Linked DNA regions of Homo sapiens: region 1 is linked to region 2. The links are chromatin loops, found by intact Hi-C in ENCODE. Cell type or tissue: heart right ventricle. All regions are shown on one strand. Each heading gives the region's core, and the rest is flanking DNA. Links, peaks and the distances in the headings are about the cores only.

What was found. A loop is a pair of places that touch in the nucleus more often than their neighbours do. Peaks named below come from ENCODE experiments on the same cell type or tissue, not always from the same donor. Only the 100,000 strongest peaks of a DNase experiment are listed, where the experiment ranks them.
Region 1: a loop joins it to region 2, with 7 times the contacts of the local background. A loop is called at or near these places in 22 of 110 quality-filtered maps.

What each region holds. Positions count from the first base shown.
Region 1 is chr14:64,640,164-64,652,190 of GRCh38, forward strand. No RefSeq gene overlaps it. Among named protein-coding and RNA genes, the nearest start is that of PLEKHG3, 58 kb to the right of the region's middle. In heart right ventricle, for the core only: no CTCF peak of the experiment used is centred there; DNase peaks (open chromatin) are centred at 5,278 and 5,578; H3K27ac peaks cover 1,965 bases.
Region 2 is chr14:64,422,415-64,434,441 of GRCh38, forward strand. MTHFD1 (methylenetetrahydrofolate dehydrogenase, cyclohydrolase and formyltetrahydrofolate synthetase 1) reads left to right here. Exons shown (of 28, transcript NM_005956.4): 9 at 2,390-2,517; 10 at 3,316-3,413; 11 at 3,605-3,778; 12 at 4,923-5,059; 13 at 7,770-7,816; 14 at 9,118-9,225; 15 at 9,373-9,447. Among named protein-coding and RNA genes, the nearest start is that of AKAP5, 37 kb to the right of the region's middle. RefSeq lists an enhancer at 7,637-7,931. In heart right ventricle, for the core only: CTCF peaks have their summits at 7,764 (motif pointing right) and 7,979; a DNase peak (open chromatin) is centred at 7,787.

The sequences.
Region 1 (12,027 bases), core at 1,449-9,448, 220 kb after region 2:
ACTGTAAAAGCAGTTAATTCGGGCCAGGCGCGGTGGCTCACGCCTGTAATCCCAGCACTTTGGGAGGCCGAGGCGGACGGCTCACGGCTCATGGAGTCAGGAGTTTGAGACCAGCTTGGCCAATATAGTGAACCCCCGTCTCTACTAAAAATACAAAAATTAGCCGGGCACGGTGGCATGCGCCTGTGGTCCCAGCTACTCGGGAGGCTGAGGCAGAAGAATCACCTGAACCCGGGAGGTGGAGGTTGCAGTGAGCAAAGATTGCGCCACTGCACTCCAGCTTGGGCAACAGAGACTTCATCTCAAGGAAAAAAAAAAAAGCAGTTAATTCTTAATTTTTTTTTTTTAAACAGGGTCTCACTGCAACCTCTGCCTCCTGGGTTCAAGTGATTCTTGTGCCTCAGCCTCCCAAGTAGCTTGGACTACAGGTGCCCGCCACCATGTCTGGCTAATTTTTGTATTTTTTGCTAGAGACAAGGTTTCACCATGTTGGCCAGGCTGGTCTCAAACTCCTGACCTCAAGTGATTTGTCCACCTTGTCCTCCTAAAGTGCTGGGATTACAGGCATAAGCCACTGCACCCAGCTGTAAAAGCAGTTAATTCTATCTTGTAGTCTCATGAATGGGCATTGTTGACAGACGAAAGACCACCCTCAAATTCAACCAATCATAACTCAGCAATGCCCAACACCTGTCATTGGGGTTTAGTGACTGAACCTGGGCTTAGCTGCTTTGTTATAAGCAAATTAGATGAATTGAAAGAGTTGAATCATTTGTGCTTGTTAACAGCAATTAAACAAAACAAGAGATTGCAGTAAGAGAAAAAAATTGAACCAGGTCATTCACAAGGTAAAGAAGCCAGCTTTGGCAGGTTATAGCTTGTTTATGTGTGACTTCAGCCTTAGGTAGTTGTAATATAATCAAGGGATGGAGTAGGGTCAGGAGTATAGCCTGCAAGTTCTTTAGGAAGTGTATGACATGCATTTTATTTCAATGCTAATCTAAAATCATAGCAACGTGAGCATAATTTGGTTCATTTTTATGTCCACTCTGAATTTATGACAGATTTCTACCATGTGACTTCAAAGTGATGCTTTGCATATATGTTTATGATTACCTTGGGGCCATATGATTATCCAAAGTGACAAACTTTAAATTTTCCAAAATAGACTTTTTTTTGAGACAGAGTCTTGCTCTCCTGCCCAGGCTGGAGTGCAGTGGCGCAATCTTGGCTCACACAACCTCCGCCTCCCGGGTTCAAGTGATTCTCCTGCCTCAGCCTCCCGAGTAGCTGGGACTACAGGCGTGCACCACGATGTCTGGCTAATTTTTGTATTTTTAGTAGAGATGTGGTTTTGCTATGTTGGCCAGGCTGGTCTCGAACTCCTGACCTCATGATCTGCCTGCCTCAGCCTTCCAAAGTGCTGGGATTACAGGTGTGAGCCACTGTGCCTGGGCTTTTTTTTTCTTTTTTGAGACAGGCTCTCACTCTCTCACCCAGACTGGAGTGCAGTGGTGCGATCTTGGCTCACTGTAGCCTCAAACTCCTGGGCTCAGGGGATTCTCCTTCCTTGGCCTCCGAAATAGCTGAGACTACAGGCACACACCACCACACCTGGCTAATTTTTAATTTTTATTTTGTAGAGTTGGGATCTCTCTATGTTGCCCAGGCTGATCTCAAACTCCTGGGTTCAAGTGATCCTCCCACCTTGACCTCCCAAATTGCTAGGATTACAGGCATGAGTCACCATGCCTGCCTGACTTCATTTTTTAGAGCAGTTTTACATTCACAGTAAAATTGAGCAGAAGGTACATAGTGCACATATGCCTCCTCCCACGACGTGCAAAGCCTCCACCACCACCCACATCCCACACCAGAGTGGTACTTTTGTTATAATCAATGAACCTATCACACATCACTACCACCCAAAGTCCATTGTTTACATTTGGATTCACTCTTGCTGTTATACATTCTACGGGTTTTAGCAAATGTGTAATGACATGTGTCCACCATTATAGTATCATATGGAGTAGTTTCACTGCCCTAAAAATCCTCTGTGCTCTGCCTATTCATCCTTCTCCATCCCTTAGCTCCTGGCAACCACTGATCTTTTTATTGTCTCCATAGTTTTGCCTCTTTCAGAGTATCATGTAATTGGAGTCATACAGTATATAGCATTCTCAGATTGGCTTCTTTTGATTAGTAATATGCACTTAAGTTTCCTCCATGTCTTCATGGCTTGATAGATCATTTCTTCTTAGTGCTGAATCATATTCCATCAAATGGATGTACCACAGTTTATAAGAGTTTAACTTTTAATGCAATCTTTTTCAAATTAAAGTATTCTAAAGGACTCCTCAAGTTATAAATTGGCTGAACACTTGGTTTAAGTTCCTGGAGAGCTTTATAAAGCTTTATAACTCCTTGCAGCATAATGAGGTCACAGGGTAAACCCATGGATGTTCAAATCTCAACATAGAGTGTAGAAGCATCTTCTATGTTCACTGAAATTCCTTTCCGTTTCTTCCTAGGTACTCAGGTAGGCTCACTGTCCCAGCCTCCCTTGCATTTAGATGTAGCCAGTTCATTCTGGCTAATGAACTGTGAGTGGGAGTGGTCAAAATGGTTAAGAAATTAATGTGTCAAGATAACCAGACAGGTCAGTATAGAAAAGTCAATTGTATGTCTTTGGAAAGTGAAATTGCAAAAATAGTTCCCTTGTCAATAACATCAAAAAACACTAGCTAGGAATAAACAACAAAAGATATGTAAGACTTCTATACCAAAAACTACAAAAAAAGAGGCATATACTACTATGTCCATGGATTGAAAGAATATTATAAAGCTGTTAACTTCCCCAAATTTATTTATAGATTCAATTCAATTCCAATCAAAATCCCAGCAGACTTATATGTGTACATGTAAAAACTGATAAGCAAATTTTGAAATGCAAAGTGCTAAGCACAGCAAAGACAATCTTGAGGAAGAACAAAGATAGAAGATATAAAGCACTGATTTTTAAGCTACCATAACTAAAAGTGCATGATAGCAGAGAGAGCATAAACAAATAGACCAATATAATAAAATAGAGTCCCCAAATGGACCCACACATAAACAGTCACCTAATTTGCAACAAAGTTCCCACTGCAATGAAGTGGGAGGAAGAATGGTGTTATTCAACCAGGAAAAAACAAACCTTGATCTCTACATCATATCAAACGCAAAAATAAATTACAGATAAATCATAGACCTACATGTGAAAGGCAAAATAATAAAGCTTCTAAAAGATAACATAGAATATCTTCATGACCTTGAGGTAGACAAAGATTTCTTGAATGGTTCACAAAAAAATACTAACCATAAAAGAAAAGATTGACATTTCATAATTTTGTTAACGTTCAAAACTTCTGTTTATCAAGAATACCATGTAGAGAGTGAAAAGGAAAGCTCCAGAGTATGAGAGTATATCTGCAATACATATACTTGACAAAGAATTCATATCCAGAATATATAAATAACTTCTTCAAACCAATAAGAAAAGAACAGACTTCCCAATAGAAAAGTAGGCCAAAGCCTTGGACAGGAAATTCCCAAAACAGAATATCAAAATGGCTAATGAACCTATTAAAAGAGTCCTCAATAACATTAGTCATTAGGAAAATGCAAGTTAAAACCACAAGGAGACATCACTGCAGCCATACCAGCATAGCTAAATGAAAAAGAGACAATACCAAGTGTCAGCAAGGAGGTGGAGCAACTGGAAGTCTCATGCAATGCTGACGGGCATGTGGATTTGTCTAATCACTTTGGAAAACTATTTGCCAACATATACCAAATCTTTGCATATGTATGCCCTATGACCCAGGAATTCTACTTCTAGGTACATGCCCAACAGAAATGTACACGTACGTGCACCAAAAGACACATTCATAATAGCTTTATTGATAATAGCTTAAAACGGAAAACAACCTAATGCCCATTAGTAGTAGAATGAATGAATAAATCATGGTATGTTCATGCAATGGAATATTATACAGCAATGAAAGAGAATGAACTGTTGCTTCACGTCACAGTATGGATGAATCTCCCAAAGTGTTTTACGAAAGAAATGAGTGTACCTTCCTCATGCTGTCTTTTTTCATCTGCCAACTAAACGGCCAAGACTCCAAGGACCTAGAAAAGGATGGAGCCACAAAGTAGAGAGAGCTTGGGGGACCCTGAATGACTATGTGGGAGGCTTACCTGGCCAGGAACAGTCACCTTGTATTGTGACGAGTGAAAATAACTTTTATTGTGTTAATCGACTGAGAATTTGGATCATCTGTTACAGCAGCCAGCATTCATTCTCCTAGGTGGTAAATAGGGCAAAACACATTATGTGATAACAGATGGTACCATCAGAATGTGCTGGAGAAGCTCATGAGAAGAGAGCCTACCAGGAGCTGGCATGGACAGGAAAGGTCTCTTACCTTCAACAAGAGCTAGAACTCAGATGGAACGCTGAGCTTAGATAAGTGACTAGAGAGAGCAAGATCCTACTGTCAGAGGCATGCGAACGAGAACAACTCCATCTTGAATAGGGGCTGGGTAAAATAAGGCTGAAACCTACTAGGCTGCATTCCCAGAAGGTTAGGCATTCTAGTCACAGGATGAGATAGGAGGTCGGCACAAGACACAGGTCATGAAGACCTTGCTGATAAAACAGGTTGCAGTAAAGAAGCCGGCTAAATCTCACCAGAACCAAGATGGCCACGAGACTGGCCTCTGGTCATCCTCACTGCTACACTCCCACCAGCGCCATGATGGTTTACAAATGCCATGGCAATGACAGGAAGTTATCCTATATGGTCTAAAAAGGGAGGCGTGAATAATCCACCCCTTGTTTAGCATGTAATCAAGAAATAAACACAAAAAATGGGCAACCAGCAGCCCTCGGGGCTGCTCTGTCCATGAAGTAGCCATTCTTTTGTTCCTTTACTTTCCTAATAAACTTGCTTCACTTTACTCTATGGACTTGCCCTGAATTCTTTCTTGTGTGAGATCCAAGAACCCTCTCTTGGGGTCTGGATTGGGTCCCCTTTCCTGTACCACTGCCAGGCGGGGGCAGAGGCACATGCTAAGGACAGGTAGAGAGCACCCAGTTCCTGCACGGGGAAGACAGGGTAGGGCCAGCTTTTGCAGAGGCCCCGTCATGCCCTGAAGGATCTTGGAAAAGAAGGGTTAAAGGCTGTTCTTTCCTTAGTAGAGCTGCCACCCACAATTTGAAATGACATATGTGCTCCGCCTACGCATTCAGGGCAGTTTCATGGGAGATGTGCGTAATTCCTTTAACCTGACAACATGACCTAGTGTCTCCTCTTTATTTTATAATGATCTACTTTTAAGAGAATTTATGGAGTCTGATGAATAGCTTCACATTTTTTCCTTTGAACTCCCAGATGCTGACCATATTCCAAATTCCAGCTGAAGTTCCCAGCCCTTCACCAGAGCCGTCTGGTAAATTTCTAACACTCCCCAGGACATTCCTGTTTCCTGCTGAGAAAGAAGAAAACAACAGTGCTTCCCTGAGGGCGGTTTGCTTCAGCCCCCAGGACTGGAAACTCCATTTTAGGAAAAGTGTTTACAAGGGTATAAAACTCGGAGAGGAAATGGCCTGGGAGTCTCTTGGGAAACCATCTGCGACCCCATCCTAAGGGTTTGCTGCAGAATTCTGTGGCATTCCTCAGCAGTGGGGCTGCCTAGGACATTCACTCTGATTTTGAAAATACATTGAAGTGCAAGTGTGTGTGCCAGTGGGCATCTGAAACAGCCCTGAGAAAATGACAGGCAAAGGTAAAAGAAGTGGGGGAGATAAAGAGAGAAGGAGGGAGGTGAAAGGCCTTTTTCTGCAAAAAGATCTCTTCCATGCATTTGAATATTTTTTAGGTACGGAAATATTCAAACATACAAAAATAGAGAAGATAGTGAAATGAACTACCATGTATTAAGTCATCCGGCTTCAACAAATATCGACATTTTGTACATCTTTTTCACCTATCTGCCCCCTCCTTTTTTTTTGCGGTAGAGCTGGGATTGGTAAATGACAATCCCATGGGCCAAATCCAGCCTGCCTCCTGTTCTTGTAAACAAAGTTTTATTGCAACACGGCCATGCCATTCACTTATGTATTTTCCATAGCTGCTTTTGCAACACAACAGCAAGGCTGAGCAGTCATGATAGAGACCATATGGCCCTCAAAAGCTAAAATATTTGCTATCCGGTCCTTTACAGAAAAAATTTGCTGGCCCCTACACTAGAGTCATTGCTGGGACCATAGGTGTGCACCACCACACCTGGCTAATTTTTATTATTATTATTAGTAGTAGTAGTAGTAGTAGAGTCAGAGTCTTGCTATATTGCTGAGGCTGGTCTTCAATTCCTGGGCTCAAGCGATCCTCCCACCTCAGCCTCCCAAAGTGCCATGATTACAGGTGTGAGCCACTGCACTAGGCTTAGAGTCCTAAAGCAAATACTAGACATCATATTATTTCATCTGGCTTCAAGTTTCCATCTCTAGCAGGTAAGAACTTTATAACTACCATACCAATAATGAAATGACCATGCCTAACAAAATTAGTAATTCCATCACCTCATCTCATTTATAATCTGTGTTGCAAATTACCCTAATATCTTGTGTTTTTTTTTTTTTTAAATAGAAACAGGGTCTCGCTATGTTGCCCAGGTTAGTCTTGAACTCCTGGGCTGAAGTGGTCCTCTCGTCTCGGTCTCCCAAAGTGCTGGGATTACAGGCGTGAGCCACCACGCCCAGCGCCCCCCAATATCTTTAAAAATATCTTTTTACAGTTATTTTTTTTACATCCTGATCTAAATAAAGTTCTCACATTGCATTTGGTTGATATATCTCTTAAGTATTTCTTAATCCGTTGTCATTTCTCCCTTACCCCCTTGCCTTCTTTCAATTACATTTATGTGTTAAAGAAACCAGGTCGTTTGTCCTCTGCAATCCCCACATGCTGGATATGGCTGGTTGAATCCTCACTGCATCATTTATCTCGACCGCAGTGCTTTTTTTTTTTTTTTTTTTGGGATGGAGTCTTGCTCTGTCGCCCAGGCTGGAGTGTAGTGGTGCTATCTCCACTCACTGCAAGCTCTGCCTCCTGGGTTCACACCATTCTCCTGCCTCAGCCTCCCAAGTAGCTGGGACTACAGGCTCCTGCCAACACGCCCGGCAAATTTTTTTTGTATTTTTAGTAGAGACAGGGTTTTACTGTGTTAGCCAGGATGGTCTCGATCTCCTGACCTCGTGATCTGCTCGCCTCGGCCTCCCAAAGTGCTGGGATTACAGGTGTGAGCCACCGTGCCCGGCCAACTGCAGTGCATTTTTAAGTGTCTGGGCCACATGAGGTGAAGTGGGAAAGGCCCCATTGCCCTTTCCAAGGGAGATGGGTGGAAAGATGTAGAATGAGAAGTCAATCGAATCAGACTGAGCATTGCCCCTTCAGGATGTGGAGGAGAGTATCAATTATAGTGACTTCTAAGGCTCGTGTAATGTAAACTGGTCCAGAAAGAATAAAATGTTATTTAACCTAACAAATGTCAGAGCTTATGGTACACAAGGAGTGGGAATAAAATCATATTAACATGAGGAACATCAATAGAATGATACAGGTGAGACACATACCATCTAGAACACTACACTATTTATATAAATTACAAGTACAAACAAAAAACCTCTATCTACTTGACAAGGACCTGCAGCAAACCCCAGAGTGGGTGCCTTTGGAAGGAGGCAGGGTTGGGAGAGACGATTGATGAGGAAAGGAAAAGACCAAGCAGAAGAGGAGGTAGGCCGGGCATGGTGGCTTATGCCTGTAATCCCAGCACTTTGGGAGGCTGAGGCGAATGGATCACCTGAGGTCAGGAGTTCAAGACCAGCCTGGCCAACGTGGTGAAACCCTGGCTCTATTAAAGATACAAAAAATTAGGCGGGCATGGTGGTGCATGCCTGTAATCCCAGCACTTTGGAAGGCCAAGGCGGGCAGATCACCTGAGATCAGGAGTTTAACACTAGCCTGGCCAACACGGCAAAACCCCGTCTCTACTAAACAAAATACAAAAATTAGCTGGGCATGTTTGTGGGCACCTGTAATCTCAGTTACTCAGAAGGCTGAGGCAGGAGAATCGTTTGAACCTGGGAGGTGGAGGTTGCAGTGAGCCAAGATCCTGCCACTGCACTCCAGCCTGGGCGACAGAGTGAGACTCTGTCTCGAAAAAAAAAAAAAAAAAAAAAAAAAAAAAAAAAAAAAGAAGAGGAGGTAGCGATGACCCTTGATGGAAATTCCCTTGAACTGGAGAGAATGATTAACTCAACTCTGCACCAAACAAACAAGCCAACAAGCACTGAGACTGGTCAGTGCTTATCTTGGAATGGTTTGTCACGTTTTTGGGAAAAGCGGTGAACACATCTGTCGCTCCTCTGGCTGGTGAGAAGACTGAACTCCATAGTGATCCCCAACCATACAGTCACCTCGCACTGCAGCATCACAATGGCTCAGCACAGGGGCCTCCACTGGCAGAAGAAAGAATCCCACAAGAGACCTCCTGCTGTAGCCAAGGAGGGGCTAAGGAACCCTGGACCAGGGGATATGGAAAAGTCAGTTGCCTGGAAAGAGGAAAACTTGGAGTACAGAAGAGAAGTTAAAAGAGAAAGACAGAAAGCAGCCTACAGCCCCACCACCTTATTTTGAAGGCCCAGGATTGCAGTTCTTATGGGTTGAATTGTGTTTCTTCCACAGAGGATAGGCTGGAATCCTCACCACCAGCACTTCATGATGTGACCCTATCTGGAGACAGGGTCTTTTTGTATTGTTTGTTTTTGGAGATAGGGTTAAACAAGTTAAAATGAGATCATTAGTGTGAACTCTAATTGACTATGACTGGTGTCCTTCTAAGAAGGGGAAATTGGCCGGGTGTGGTGGCTCACACCTATAATCCCAGCACTTTGGGAGGCTGAGGTGGGCGGATCACTTGAGGTCAGGAGTTCAAGACCAGACTGACCAATATGGTCAAACTCTCTCTTTAGTAAAAATACAAAAATTAGCTGGGCATGGTGGTGGGCACCTGTAATCCCAGCTACTCAGGAGGCTGAGGCAGGAGAATCACTTGAACCCGGGAGGCAGAGGTTGCAGTGAGCCCAGATTGTGCCATTGCACTCCAGCCTGGGCGACAAGAGTGAAACTTTGTATCAAAAAAAAAAAAGGGTAGGGTGGTGGGGGAATTTGCACACAGACATGTCCACAGGAGAACACCACGTGCAGATGGGAGTGATGTTGCCACACACCAAGGAACTAGAGCCAAGGAAGAGAGGCTTGGAACAGATCCCTCCCGAGCACCTTCCGAGTGAGTGAGCATGGCCCCGCTGGGACCTTGAGTGTGGACTTCCTGTCTCTAGAACTGTGAGACAGTAAATGTCTGTTGTAAGCCACCCAGTTTGTGGTACTTTGTTATTGCAGCCCTGGGCAGCTTGTGCAGCAACTCTCTCCCCTTATGTTGCTTTTGAGGCGATGACAGCGTTGTGTAGTTGAAACTCCTGCTCCTCCCACGGCACCGGATCTTCGAAGAACCACCTGGCCATCCACAAAGGATGGCTGACATCACCTCAGCCCCCTGGGGAGGATAGCAAGGCAGGTTCACAGAGAAAACCCCGTCAGGCATCCTAAAGGGACACTGGTGAAATGTCACAGCCCCTGTGTCATCGGGGGTGGTGGCAGCACAGGACTGATAGTTTGCGGTCAGCAGAGAAGATGTCCCTGGTCAGGAAAGAGCAATTCTCTGCTCACCTCAAAGGGACAAGGGATGAGGTGGGAAGGGGGAGGCTGCCACACCTGCGTTACGTGAACTGATAACACCTGGGCTCCAGAGCGCCCCGACCTAAAATGACCACAGCTGATTGAGAAAGCTGAGGACTGGGCTGGAGATTATGCATCTGCGCATGCTTTTTTAGTTCATTCTGTGGGAGCAACTTTTGGAGAATTGGAACAGATCGGGGGCGAATCAGGGGAAGGCAACTCTGAGGGGAACGTTCAGGGGAATTTAGAAGAAGGATGATAATGTAGGTGCAGAAGTCATTGCAGCCCGCCCCTTGAACTCGTCTCAGGAAGGTGTGCACTGGACGAGTCAAACAAGGTGCTGCACTTGAGCCTGAGTCTGGGTGCAGCAAGCTCCGCAGAGGCAGCGACTGTATCCTTGAATGGCTGGGATTGCTGGGGCCACTGCTGCCTAAGCAGGTCTGGAAATGGGGGTACAGCAAAAAGCTGTTTTATTGGGGTGTGTGTGTGTTTTGAGACAGGATCTTGCTCTGTTGCCCAGGCTGGAGTGCAGTGCCATGATCATAGCTCACTGCAGCCTTGAACTCCTGGGCTCAGGTGATCCTCCTGCCTCAGCCTCCCAAGTAGCTGGGACTACAGTTGCACCACCACACCCAGCTAATTTTTTTATTTTTATTTTTATTTTTGTAGAGATAGGGGTCTCATTATGTTGCCCAGTCTGGTCTCCAACTCCTGGCCTCTGGTCTCCAACTCCTGGCCTCAAGCAATCCTCCCACCTTGGCCTCCGAAGTGTTGGAATTACAGGCATGAGCCACTGCTCCTAGCCTGAAAGCTGTTGTTTTTATCCACCAGCTTCTCCCCCTCCCTTGCTACCTACCCACATTTGAGGGTTAGTGCAGGCCTCCTTCCCTTGGGGAAGGTGATCCTGATGAGGCTGCCAATCACAGTTCCCTTTCTTCCCCCTCACTTCAGCCCAAGAGGCAGGCATGAGACCCAAGCCTAGCCAATCAGAGCTCTTTATTGGGAGTTACGTCTTCTAAAGCAAGAAGTCCTCTCCCTCCTTAGGATGGCCAAACTGACATGATATGAGCCTAGAGCTGCCTGTAGCCATGTTGAGCCTAGCCCAGTCACAAATTCTGGGTCACTAAAGGTTAGTGAGAATCCTGATGACAACATATAAATATTTTTATTCTGTCCCTGCCCAACCTGTGGACACATGTCTGAGACCTAAGGAGAGAGATGGCTGTGAGTAAAAAGTGAGATCTCAGTAAAATCTCTACAGACCTCCAGGGCAAGGGCAGTGCATTGGAGAGGAGAGAAGCATCTTGCTACCACTTCAACATAGAGCAGCTCCAGCTTTGGTCCAGTGAGTTCTGCAGGGTGAATAGCTGGAAAGTGGGCCATGGCCCATGGGAGACTTTGGTGCTTGGCAGGGGCACGAGTTCCAGTGGCAACACCATCTCCTGGCAGGAGATGGTGGTATCTTGAAAACCATAGGAAGTACTGGGTGAGAGAGCAAAACAGCACTCAGGGAGAACAGTCTTGTACACACACACACACACACACACATACACGTGAGACTGGTCCCTCTTCTCATGATTCACAAACATACTTCTTATTTTTCTATGGGGGTGGGATGTGTGGGATGGTTGATTAACAGAAGATTGCAGGTATAGGTCTGGCTTCAGCAGATAAGGCAAGAGCCAGTGAAATCTGAGTTTTGGGGTTTTGTATGAGACAGGGTCTCACTCTGTCACCCAGGCTGGAGTGCAGTGGTACACTCACTGCTCACTGCAGTCTTGACCTCTTGGGCTCAAGTCAGTCATCCTCCTGCCTCAGCCTCCTGAGTAGCTGGGATTACAAGTGTGTGCCACCACACCCAGTTAATTTTTAATTTTTTTTGTAGATCTGGGGTTTTGCTCTGTTGCCCAGGCTGATCTTGAACTCCTGTGTTCAAGCAATCTTCCTGCCTCAGCCTCCCAAAGTGCTGAGATTAAGGGCATGAGACATCGTGCCCAGCCATGGAATCTGAGTGTTATTCTTGCTGTGTCCCCTATTGTTCCCATAGGCTGAGGTGGCCTGGGAAACTCAGGTTATATTTGGGTAACCTCAGTAAAGTTGGCCAACTAATGGCCAGTGTTTTGCTTATCTACTGCTGTGTAACAAATTACTCCAAAACATGGAGATTTAAGTAACAGTG
Region 2 (12,027 bases), core at 2,800-10,799:
TTAAGAATGAATCAAGGTGTGTATACCTTTTACAAAGAAGTAATATTTTTAAAGATTCAAGTGCAGGGCAGAAAGTATTGGCCAGAGAAACACATAAAAGTGCTCTTCCTGCTTGGCTTACTAAAGATAAATTGAGAAGGGCCAGATCAATAGTGTTTTATTTGGAAGGGTTAAAAAGTGGGAACAGATTCCCCACCCTAATGCAATCCAGTCTCAACCTATCCAGTGTAGCTGCTTCTGGACTGGCCTCTATTATTAGGGTCCCCAAATTAAATGTAGAAGAGTCAGGGCTCAGCTGGATCTTTAGTTGATTTTTGTACATGTGATTTCCCAAAGAAAGAGAAATTCTAGGGCTGGGGGTAGATAACCAAAAGGTTTGCTCATTACTGAGGTCATATGCTTAGGCTGAGTAGTGGTCACTTTTTCCACTGACCACATCATCCTATCCACGAAGCACTGCATGTTTAGCAGTGTCTCGTCAACCCTGACAGTATTTGGTTTAGGAGCAAAACTGAACTCACCAGTGCTGCGTTTAGTCATGTAGTCAAAGATATGTGTCTCTTACCTGTGGGAAAACGAAAATGACTAACATTAACACGTAGAAATAGATGCAGCGGGTATTTCAAGCTAACTACAGTGTGAAGACGATTGAAACTTGTACAGAGGGCAAACCTCTATCTATATTTCCTTGGCATTTTGAAATGACTCTAGGGGCTGTAAGAGGAAATGTTCTGCCAGTTTGCTGCTTTATAATCTTCTAGAAACTTGAAACCATCCCAATGAGTTGTGTTGACCAGCTCCTTTTACTCCATATAAAAAATATCTTACGTATCTGTGGTGGAAAGAGAAACTCTTGCGTTTGGAGGCTGCTTTTTCAATTTCAGTAATGTACACATTTTCTCATTTTGCCCTCAGCAAATTTGTGATAGGTAGTGTTAAGCCTTCTTTGCATTTTGGACTTCAGATTAATATGGAGCCCACAGGAGCTGCAGAACTAACTTTTTTTTTTGAGACGGAGTTTCGCTCTTGTTGCCCAGGCTGGAGTGGAATGCTCACTGCAGCCTCCGCCTCCCGGGTTCAAGTGAGTCTCCTGCCTCAGCCTCTGAGCAGCTGGGATTACAGGTGCCCGCTACCAAGCCCAGCTGATTTTTTAATATTTTTAGTAGAGACGGGGTTTCACCATGCTGGCCAGGCTGGTCTCGGACTCCTGACCTCAGGTGATCCACCCGCCTTGGCCTCCCAAAGTGCTGGCATTACAGGTGTGAGCCACCACACCTGGCCCTAATTTTTAATAAAAGAGCTGATGCTACAGCTAATCTCTTTTTTTTCTGAGACAGAGTCTCGCTCTGTTGCCCAGGCTGGAGTGCAGTGACGCAATCTCCGCTCACTGCAAGCTCCGCCCCCCGGGTTCATGCCATTCTCCTGCCTCAGCCTCCCAAGTAGCTGGGACTACAGGTGCCCGCCACCATGCCCAGCTAATTTTTTTGTATTTTTAGCAGAGACGGGGTTTCACTGTGTTAGCCAGGATGGTCTTGATCTCCTGATCTGGTGATCCGCCCGCCTCGGCCTCCCAAAGTGCCTGCTAATCTCTTAATTCTGGCTTCTTGCCTCCACCTTGGAGCTTCTTCTCAGTTGTGGCGATCTGATCAGAGAGAAGTGGTGATGTCGCTAAAACTACCAGATGCAGCGCGGGAGCCTTATTGCTTCGAGGTCTAGGCCCGCCCCCAGCCCCTCCTGGAAGTGCACTGAAGCCAAGTGTAGGATGTTCTTTGTGTGAGTGAGCAATGATGCATCATTGGGTTTTGTTCTCTTGAATAGCTATTCTTTGCTGGTAAGATTTGTAGTTGTTCTTGTGTCCTTTTAAGGGAAGTGTAATTATATTCTTTGCCTTTAGCATACATTTAAGTAGCTGTGTCTTTGGAATTGGATGTTGAATTGTTCCTCCAGCTCACACATGGAGCTCACAAAATGCTGACAGTTGCTGTAGAAACGATATCTGGCAGCTGTGACAGAGTTGGATCTTTGTGCACCCAAAAAATTTCCTTTGTAGGCTTTAGCAAATTAACATTTTAAAATGGGTGCTCATTATATACTGGGTAGTTGGTTTTAAGAATAAAAAACAGTTGGTATTTTATTTGCCACCTGAGAGACTACAAAAGGATTCTCCAGGTTCTGTAAAACCACTTATGCATCTTGTGAATTTTTGCAGGTAAAATAATTTTCTCCCTAAGAAATAGCAAACATCTGTCATTCCATAGCTTTTAAGTTAAGTAGGCACTGGAGCCTGATGGGACTAACACACCCTACAATTCTGCTGAGTTTTTGTCGTAACTGATCACCAGGACTGTGATTCTGAGACTTAGTTTTGATTTCTCCCCCACTTGACCAGATGATAAAAAACCAAATGGGAGAAAAGTTGTGGGTGATGTGGCATACGACGAGGCCAAAGAGAGGGCGAGCTTCATCACTCCTGTTCCTGGCGGCGTAGGGCCCATGACAGTTGCAATGCTCATGCAGGTAATTGTGAATAAAAGTTTCTATAAGAGTTCTGAAAAGCTGATCGAGTTTTGGCTGCTTTTCTCCCCAAGTAGAAATGTCAAAAACCTACTCAGAAGTAAAGATGTGAATTTATTGAGAAAAAGGGAAGGGAAGAATAGAGAAATAAGATCAGGCACATTAATAGAGGAAAGTAGGGATGGCATAATTCCAGTCTGTTTTGGAATATAATAACTTTGAAAGAAGAAAAGTGCGATCACACTGGCTTGGCCAGGTCTGTTTTGGTTTGCCTTCCCTTTCTTTTTTTTTTTTTTTTTTTGAGACGGAGTTTTGCTCTTGCTGCCCAGGCTGGAGTGCAATGGTGTGATCTTGGCTTACCGCAACCTCCATCTCCCTGATTCAAGTGATTCTCCTGCCTCAGCCTCCTGAGTAGCTGGGATTACAGGTGTGCACCACCACGCCCGGCGAATTTTGTATTTTTAGTAGAGACAGGTTTCTCCACGTTGGTTAGGCTGGTCTGGAACTCCCGACCTCAGGTGATCCGCCCACCTTGGCCTTCCAAAGTGCTGGGATTAGAGGTGTGAGCCACCGTGCCCGGCCTGTTTTCCCTTTCTAACATGCACCAGCTGACAGGGGCCAGGCGAGCAGCCCCAAAGCATGTTAGGTGCCTCTTGACTCTTAGCTAGGATTGAAGCATGGTAATAAGTGGGTCTGAAGCAGTTCATTTTGTGATTGAACTGGAGTGACCTGGAGCTTGAAACTGAGGTGAGGATTAAAATAACCACCTCTTCTAAGTTTCATTTATTTCATTTTGCTTAGAGCACAGTAGAGAGTGCCAAGCGTTTCCTGGAGAAATTTAAGCCAGGAAAGTGGATGATTCAGTATAACAACCTTAACCTCAAGACACCTGTTCCAAGGTAAAAATAAAGTTTTACTGATTTAAAACTTTGTGAATTGTTGGTTTTTAGTTGACAGATACTGTGGGTTCACATATGCTCCCTCTGAAGGTGCCTTCAGTGGTTGGGGTTGGGTTGGGGGCTTGTTACTACTGTGGGATTAATTAAACTCAGTGGATAAACATTAATACCTATTTTCTATGTTTCCAAAGTGACATTGATATATCACGATCTTGTAAACCGAAGCCCATTGGTAAGCTGGCTCGAGAAATTGGTCTGCTGTCTGAAGAGGTAGAATTATATGGTGAAACAAAGGCCAAAGTTCTGCTGTCAGCACTAGAACGCCTGAAGCACCGGCCTGATGGGAAATACGTGGTGGTGACTGGGTATGCTTTTTATTCATGTTGCCATCCAAATCTTAGTATCAGTCCTGATACTAAGGCGTTGCATTTGCACTTGGCACATGTATGTAGAGGTGCCTTTAATTTGATTTTAGCATTTTCACCCGTATTTGATCTCATTTGATCCTTACAGCAATCCTGAGAGGTAGGTAAGAATAGATTATAATCATAGATGAGAAAATTGGTCAAGGTTATCCATCTAGTAAGTGGAAGAGTTTGGTCTTAAAACCCGGTCTTAAGATAGAATCACCTTTTGCTGTTGTTGTTGTTGTTGTTGTTTTGAGACAGAGTCTCGCTCTGTTGCCCAGGCTGGAGTGCAGTGGCACGATCTCGGCTCACCACAACCTCTGTCTCCCAAGTTCAAGCGGTTCTCCTGCCTCAGCCTCCCGAGTAGCTGGGACTACAGGTGCAAGGCACCACACCCAGCTAATTTTTGTATTTTTAGTAGAGAGTGTGTTTCACTATGTTGGCCAGGCTGGTCTCGAACTCCTGACCTTGTGATCCACCCACCTCAGCCTCCCAAAGTGCTGGGATTACAGGCGTGAGCCACCACACCCGGCCAGAATCACCTTTTTGAACCCAAAATTCATTAATTCGATGGATTTACTAAGCATTCATTTTTATTGCTGGGCTGAGGTTATATTAAAAAGCTAGTTTTTGAGAATATAAAATGAGAAATTAAAATTATAGCCGTGTCTCTACAAGATAAAGTATATTTGCTTCTTACAGCAAGAAGAGCTAAAATACAGGAATCATTTTTTTTCTTAAAGTTTTTTGGAAATTACAACTAAGACTTTTGAAAAAGATATCTTTCAGGGCTTTTGTCTTTCTTTTTCTTTGTCTTTTCTTTCTTTTTTTTTCTTTAAGAGATGGGGGTTTGCTCTGTTGCCCAGGCTGGAGTACAGTGGTGCAGTCATAGCTTACTGTAGCCTGGAACTCCTGGGCTCAAGTGATCCTCTTGCCTCAGCCTCCTATATAGCTGGGACTACAGGCATACACTGCTATGCCTGACTTTGTCTTTCTTAATCTTTAGATTACGAGTCATTCTCTAGGATCTGCTAGGTATGACTTAGTGATTCAGATACACTTAATTCTTTAAACCTTTTTCTCTTTTGCTTTCGTCTTGAAGAATAACTCCAACACCCCTGGGAGAAGGGAAAAGCACAACTACAATCGGGCTAGTGCAAGCCCTTGGTGCCCATCTCTACCAGAATGTCTTTGCGTGTGTGCGACAGCCTTCTCAGGGCCCCACCTTTGGAATAAAAGGTACTAGTGAGACTGGACCATGGGTGGTGACAGGGGACCTGCTTCTCCTTCAGTCCTCCCAGGCCCACGCAACCTATGATACTTATGGGGTCTTCAACTCATTTCAACACCAGGAATGTCATTCTCACAAACCTCTGTAGTCATGCTTTTGATGAAGGCTGTCATTGGATCTCCCCAGCTCCTGCTGTCACTGTTGGCCACTGCACAGGGATTCTCTGGGATGGGTGATATGTAGCTGGAGGTGCTTTTATTTGACCCTCATAGTCCACTGCTACAGTAACCATAAAGGTAATCATAGCTACTGATCATCTTACAGACACTCTAGAGACAATGACAAACCCCACAGATGTTTCACCTTGTTGGGAATAAGAAAAGCCTACCTTTATTGAATATATGCTTTGTGCCAGATATTGTGCTGAGCAGTTTTTGCATATTATTCTATCATCCAGTACGAGATAGTATTGTCACCATTTTAAAATAGCAGCAACTGGGACTTCAGAGGTGGCTTGGTCAAAGGCACCTGTATTAAGTACCAGAGTGATTCTTCCATGTCTATTTCAAGCTCTAAATTACTACCATACTCGCACTTTACCTTCAGATTTTTATTGCTGCGGTACTAAGAACATGTGTTTTTTTTTTTTTTTTTTTTTTTTTGAGACAGGGTCTCACTCACTCTGTCGCCCAGGCTGGAATGCAGTGGTGTGATCTCGGCTCATTGCAACCTCTCCACCTTCTGGGTTCAAGAGACTCTCCTGCCACAGCCTCCCGAGTAGCTGGGATTACAGGCACGCATGACCATGCCTGGCTAATTTTTGTATTTTTGGTAGAGACGGGGTTTCACCATTTTGGCCAGGCTGGTCTTGAACTTCTGACCTCAAGTGATCTGCCTGTCTCAGCCTTCCAAACTGGTAGGACTATAGGCATGAGCCACCGTGCCAAGCTGCTGTCTTAATTAAAATAATGTTTATTAATTATGATAGGTTCTTAGAGTTAGCTTTCTCTGCTTGGTGAGGGTATCACATTTTGCTTGTTCTAGCAATTACTACAAATGTTGACACCGGGAACACCTTCACCCTTCCACCTTTTTTTTTTTTTTTGGAGACACAGTCTCGCTCTGTTGCCTGGGCTGGAGTACAGTGGCACGATCTTGGCTCACTGCAACCTCCGCCTCCTGGTTTCAAGCAATTCTCCTGCCTCAGCCTCCCAAGTAGCTGGGACTACAGGTGCGTGCCACCATGCCTGGCTAATTTTTGTGTTTTTAGTAGAGATGGGGTTTCACTATATTGGCCAGGCTGGTCTTGAACTCCTGACCTTGTGATCTGCCCACCTTGGCCTCCCAATGTGCTGGGATAATAGGCATGAGCCACCGTGCCCAGCCCACCCTTCCACCTATTTTATAAATGTAATCACTTTGTTCTGCTCTTGAGCTTGTCTTAACCCCCTTTCAACTTCAGCACGAGCTATTCCTTGTTCTGCTTATTGAACCCATTATTTTCCTTTTACTCTTACTGCAAATTGCCTCACTGCACGGTCTCTGCCTCACAAAAACAAAATACATATTAATATATCTCTGGGCTGGGTGCAGTGGCTCATGCCTAAAATCCCAGCACTTTGGGAGGGTGAGGTGGTAGATTACTTGAGGCCAGGAGTTCGAGACCAGCCAGGCCAACATGGCAAACCCCGTCTCTATTAAAAACACAAAAATTAGCTGGGCATGGTGGTATGTGCCTGTAATCCCAGACCATTACCCTCCAGCCTGTGAGACAGTATGAGACTCTGTCTAAAAAAATATATATCTGATTTACATTTATTGCACTGATAATGTGGTAACCTGGACTTTTTTTGTTTGTTTGTTTGTTTTTTTTGAGACAGAGTCTTGCTCTGTCTGGAGTCCCAGCTCAGGCTGGAGTGCAGTGGCATGATCATAACTCACTGCAGCCTTGATCTCCCAGGCTAGGACTATAGGCATGAGCAGCCATGCTTGGTGTCCTGAACATTTTCAACTGGCTTTTGGCTAATACAGATTGAGCATCAGAAATCTAGAAACCTGAAATCTGAAAGGCTCCAAAATTCTAAACTTTTTGAGTGCTGACACGATGCTCAAAGGACATGCTCATTGGATCATTTCAGATTTTAAATCCTGGATTTGGGATGCTGGATCAGTATGATGAAAATATTCCAAAATCTGGAAAACAAAAACCCAAATCCAAAACCCAAATCCAAGCATTTTAAATAAGGGATACTCAACCTGTAATCCAAGTAGCCCAAAAAAATCTAGCAATTAGGCTGCTTTCTAACAGCCTAATCTATTTATCTCTATTTAGGAAAAATTATAGTCTTTTTGTTAGGTGTATGTATTTTAAATATTTCTGTTTTAAAAGCCAAAGTAGCTTTATGAGAGTAGGAAATTGAACAGGTTGCCTTTATGTAACTGTCAGCTGGGTGTTTTAACAAATGCCAGTAATTACAAGGAACATATTTCTAAAGATAATGAGTAGGTATATATTTGTTCATGGTTTTGTCATTTAAACTCAGATTTCAATTGAGAGACTAGTATTAGAAAACACTTGATCAAAACTGTCCAAATGATTCTAAAAAATAAATAAATAAATGTGCTTAGTAGTTACAATAATGCATTTGCATTTATTTGATTTCTAAGTCATTGGAGAAGCATGCTTAACTGAGCTTCCACCCTTGACCTGTCCCCTAGGTGGCGCTGCAGGAGGCGGCTACTCCCAGGTCATTCCTATGGAAGAGGTAAAGTATTCTGGGATTTGGCTGAATTAGATCCCCCTTTTTTTGTCGGGGGGGAGGGTGCTGAATTAGCTCCCTTTTTTTCCCCATGACGGAGTCTTGCTCTGTTGCCCAGAGCTGGAGTGCAATGGCGCAATCTCGGCTCACTGCAACCTCTGCCTCCCAGGTTCAAGCAACTCTCCTGCGTCAGCCTCCCGAGTAGCTGGGATTACAGGCATGCACCACCACGCTCAGCTAATTTTGTATTTTTAGTAGAGACGGGGTTTCACCGTGTTGGCCAAGCTGGTCTTGAACTCCTGACCTCGTGATCCGCCCACCTCGGCCTCCCAAAGTGCTGGTATTATAGGCGTGAGCCACCGCACCCAGCCTAGATTCTTTATTATAGCTTTTTCTCTCTGGAGATTAGCCTTTTTTGTAGAGCTCTTAGCGGACAAATGACTTGTTTCTCAGCAAAAGCAACACCTAGGGGGAAAACAACTTAATTTGCAGACTTGTGATACAGCTTGGTTTCAAACTTTGGCTTTCAGTGGGAATGATTATTATAAGCAAATGACCAAATGAAGCATGGTATCGGGAAGCACCAACACACAGCGATTTCAGAATTCATTTATGTAACTGCAGAAATTGGAACATTACATAGACATAGAGTCGGTGCTGCTCCCGTGCACTCCTCCTCGCTGTTTTGAGGTGTGTCCTCAGTAACCCAGTGTGGCTGTTGATCCCAGTGGTGTGGTATTTGTGGTCTCTGGACATCTCATTTTGGAAAAACTGCAAGTTCTGTATTTGGGAGGAGATTCTTCTGTGGACAGATAATTAGTCTTTTATGTTTTCTTTTTCTTTTTCTTTTTCTTTTTTTTTTTTTTTTAAGACAGAGTCTCACTCTGTCACCCAGGCTGGAGTGTAGTGGTGTGATCTTGGGTCACTGCAACCTCCACCTCCCAAGTTCTCCTGCCTCAGCCTTCCAAGTAGCTGGGATTACAGGTGCGCACTACCACACTTGGCTACTTTTTATGTTTTTAGTAGAGATGGGGTTTCGCCATGTTGCCCAGGGTGGTCTTGAACTCCTGGCCTGAAGTGATCCGCCCGCCTCGGCCTCCCAAAGTGCTGGTATTATAGTTGTGAGCTACCACACCCAGCCAGTCATTTATGTTTTCAAGAACTCCCTATATTGGGTGTTTGTCCACTAACTGGGCTGCCTTCAGTATTCCATTGGCTTTAAAATAGGGATTGAGCTTTGCAATAGAATGAAAGTTGGAAAGATACAGAGCAGCTGGGAGACTAATGTGGCTTCTGTTCTTTTGTAGTTTAATCTCCACCTCACAGGTGACATCCATGCCATCACTGCAGCTAATAACCTCGTTGCTGCGGCCATTGATGCTCGGATATTTCATGAACTGACCCAGACAGACAAGGTAGGATGCCAAAGCCCCATGAACCCCATTGAACAGTTTTGAAAGTATTGAACCATCTGAATTAGTGTTGGTGTCTTGGGTGCTGAGGATGCAGGTAGCAAAGCAGTGGGGCTCCTCTCATTTTAAAGCCCCTTTCTTTTCTTTAAGGCTCTCTTTAATCGTTTGGTGCCATCAGTAAATGGAGTGAGAAGGTTCTCTGACATCCAAATCCGAAGGTTAAAGGTAAGCTTTTTTTCTTCCACATTTTTTATATTGTATGGAATCTGGAATCTGATCATTGATTAGGACATAAAAGTCTTCTTGGAGTAGCCTATTTTAGATGAAGTTACATCAGTAATCATAGTCTTAAAGTCATGATATACATAGCAAAGATGGATGGTAGAGGTTATTTCTCATTTATCTATAGATTAGAAGTGGCTAGTGTGGAATAAATAGAACACTGACAACCTGCCCTCAGCTAAGAAAGAAACGACACTTCCTTTATAACATGAACAAGAGTCAGGATGTCACTGTGGCGGCATAGCAGCCTTTGGAGTTTGCATCATTGGGACCTTAAGCAAATTTGTTAAATGACTTGTTTCTCCGCTTACTTGTCTGTAAAATAATACTTGCCTTGCCCTGAATAGATAAGGGTCTGTGTTAAACAGTTAAAACCATAGTTATATCTATATTTTATTTGAATTTCTGTAACAAATACATAGTTAGTAAGCATACACCATACCACCTGACCCAGAAATCTCACCCAAAATAAATGAAAACTCTGTTCACATAAAAATCTGTACATTAATGTTTTTAGCAGCTCTATTAATAATTTCCAAAAACTGGGAACTAATCTAAATGTCTTTCATTGGATGAATAAATAAACAAACTGGTACATCCATCCAATAAAAATAAATGAGCTATTGATACAAGCAACAACTTGGATGAATTTCAGTGGCATTATGCTGGGTGAAAGAAGCCAGTCTCAAAAGCTTGCATATTGCATGCCTCCATTTATATGATATTCTCAATAAGAGAAAACTATAGTGCTAGGGAACAGATCAATAGATGTTAAGGGTATGGATGAAGGGAGGGTATGACCATAAAGGAACAGCAAAGGAGAGGTGTTTTGTTTTGTTTTTTGTTTTCTTTTTTGAGACAGCGTCTCTCTCTGTAACCCGGCTGGAGTGCAGAGGCACAATCACAGCTCACTATAGCTTCCACCTTCCAGGTTCAAGCAATCCTCTCATCTTAGCCTCCTGAGCACCTGGGACTATAGGTACACACACCACCACACCTGGCTAATTTTTTATTTTATTTTTTTGTAGAGACCGTGTCTCACCATATTGTCCAGGCTGGTCTCAAACTCCTGGTCTAAAGCGATGGTCCTGCCTCAGCCTCCCAAAGTGTTGGGATTACTGGCGTGAGCCACCACGTCTGGCCACAAGGGATTTTTTGTTTTTGTTTTTCTGTTTTTTAATTTTTCAAAAATTTATTGGTTGGTTGTTTGTTTGTTTGTTTAAGACAGAGTCTCACTCTATCTCCCAGGCTGGAGTGCAATGGTGTGATCTCAGCTCACTGCAACCTCCACCTCTCAGGTTCAAGCAGTTCTCCTGCCTCAGCCTGAATAGCTGGGGTTACAGGTGCCTGCCACCATGCCCAGCTAATTTTGGTATTTTTAGTAGAGAGAAGGTTTCATCATGTTGGCCAGGCTGGTCTCGAACTCCTGACCTCAGGTGACCCACCCGCCTTGGCCTCTCAAAGTGCTGGGATTACAGGCGTGAGCCACTGTACCCGGCCTGTTTGTTTATGTTTTTGAGAAAAGCTTTTACTCTGTCACCCAGGCTGGAGTGCCGTGGTGCAATCACATCTTACTACAGCCTCAACCTCCAGGACTCAAGTGATTCTCCCACCTCACCCAACTAGGTAGCTGAGACTACAGCCAGGTACCACCATGCCCAGATTTTTATATATTGTGTAGAGACCGGGTTTTGCCGTGTTGCCCAGGCTGATCTCAAGCTTCTGGGCTCAAGCAATCTGCCTACCTTGGCATACCAAAGTGCTGGGATTACTTGCATGAACCACTGAGCTCAGCATTTTTTTTTTTTTTTTTTTTTTAAGAGATGAGGAGGCCAGGCGTGGTGGCTCATACCTGTAATCCCAGAACGTTGGGAAGCTGAGGCAGGTGGATCACCTGAGGTTGGGAGTTTGAGACCAGCCTGACCAACATGGAGAAACCCCATCTCTACTAAAAATACAAAATTAGCTGGGCATGGTGGTGCACGCCTGTAGCCCCAGCTACTCGAGAGGCTGACACAAGAGAATCGCTTGAACCTGGGAGGCGGAGGTTGCAGTGAGCTGAGGATGCCCCACTGCACTCCAGCCTGGGTGACAGACAGAGACTGTCTCAAAAAAAATTGGGTTTGTGTTTTACAACACTTCTTGGTCACTATGATACTATGATTATTTAGGTCTAGGCTTAGGGAAATCTTCTGGTGCTCAGTTATAGGGACAAACATGTTAATAATACCTTTGTACATGTGTGAGTAATGTGAATTTGCAGATATCGGGATAAAATCACTTTTGTCAGACCCAGAAAAAACAGGGCTGGGAAAACATGAAGAAGAGGAGGCTTACACTTACGTGTCTGTGATAAGAACTGTTTGCAAGGCCTGTAATCCCAGCACTTTGGGAGGCCAAGGCAGGAGGATGACTTGAGCCCAGCAGTTCGAGACCAGCCTGAGCAATGAAGCAAAACCTCGTCTCTACAAAAAAATTTAAAAACGAGCCAGGTGTGGTGGCATGCACCTGTAGTTATACCCA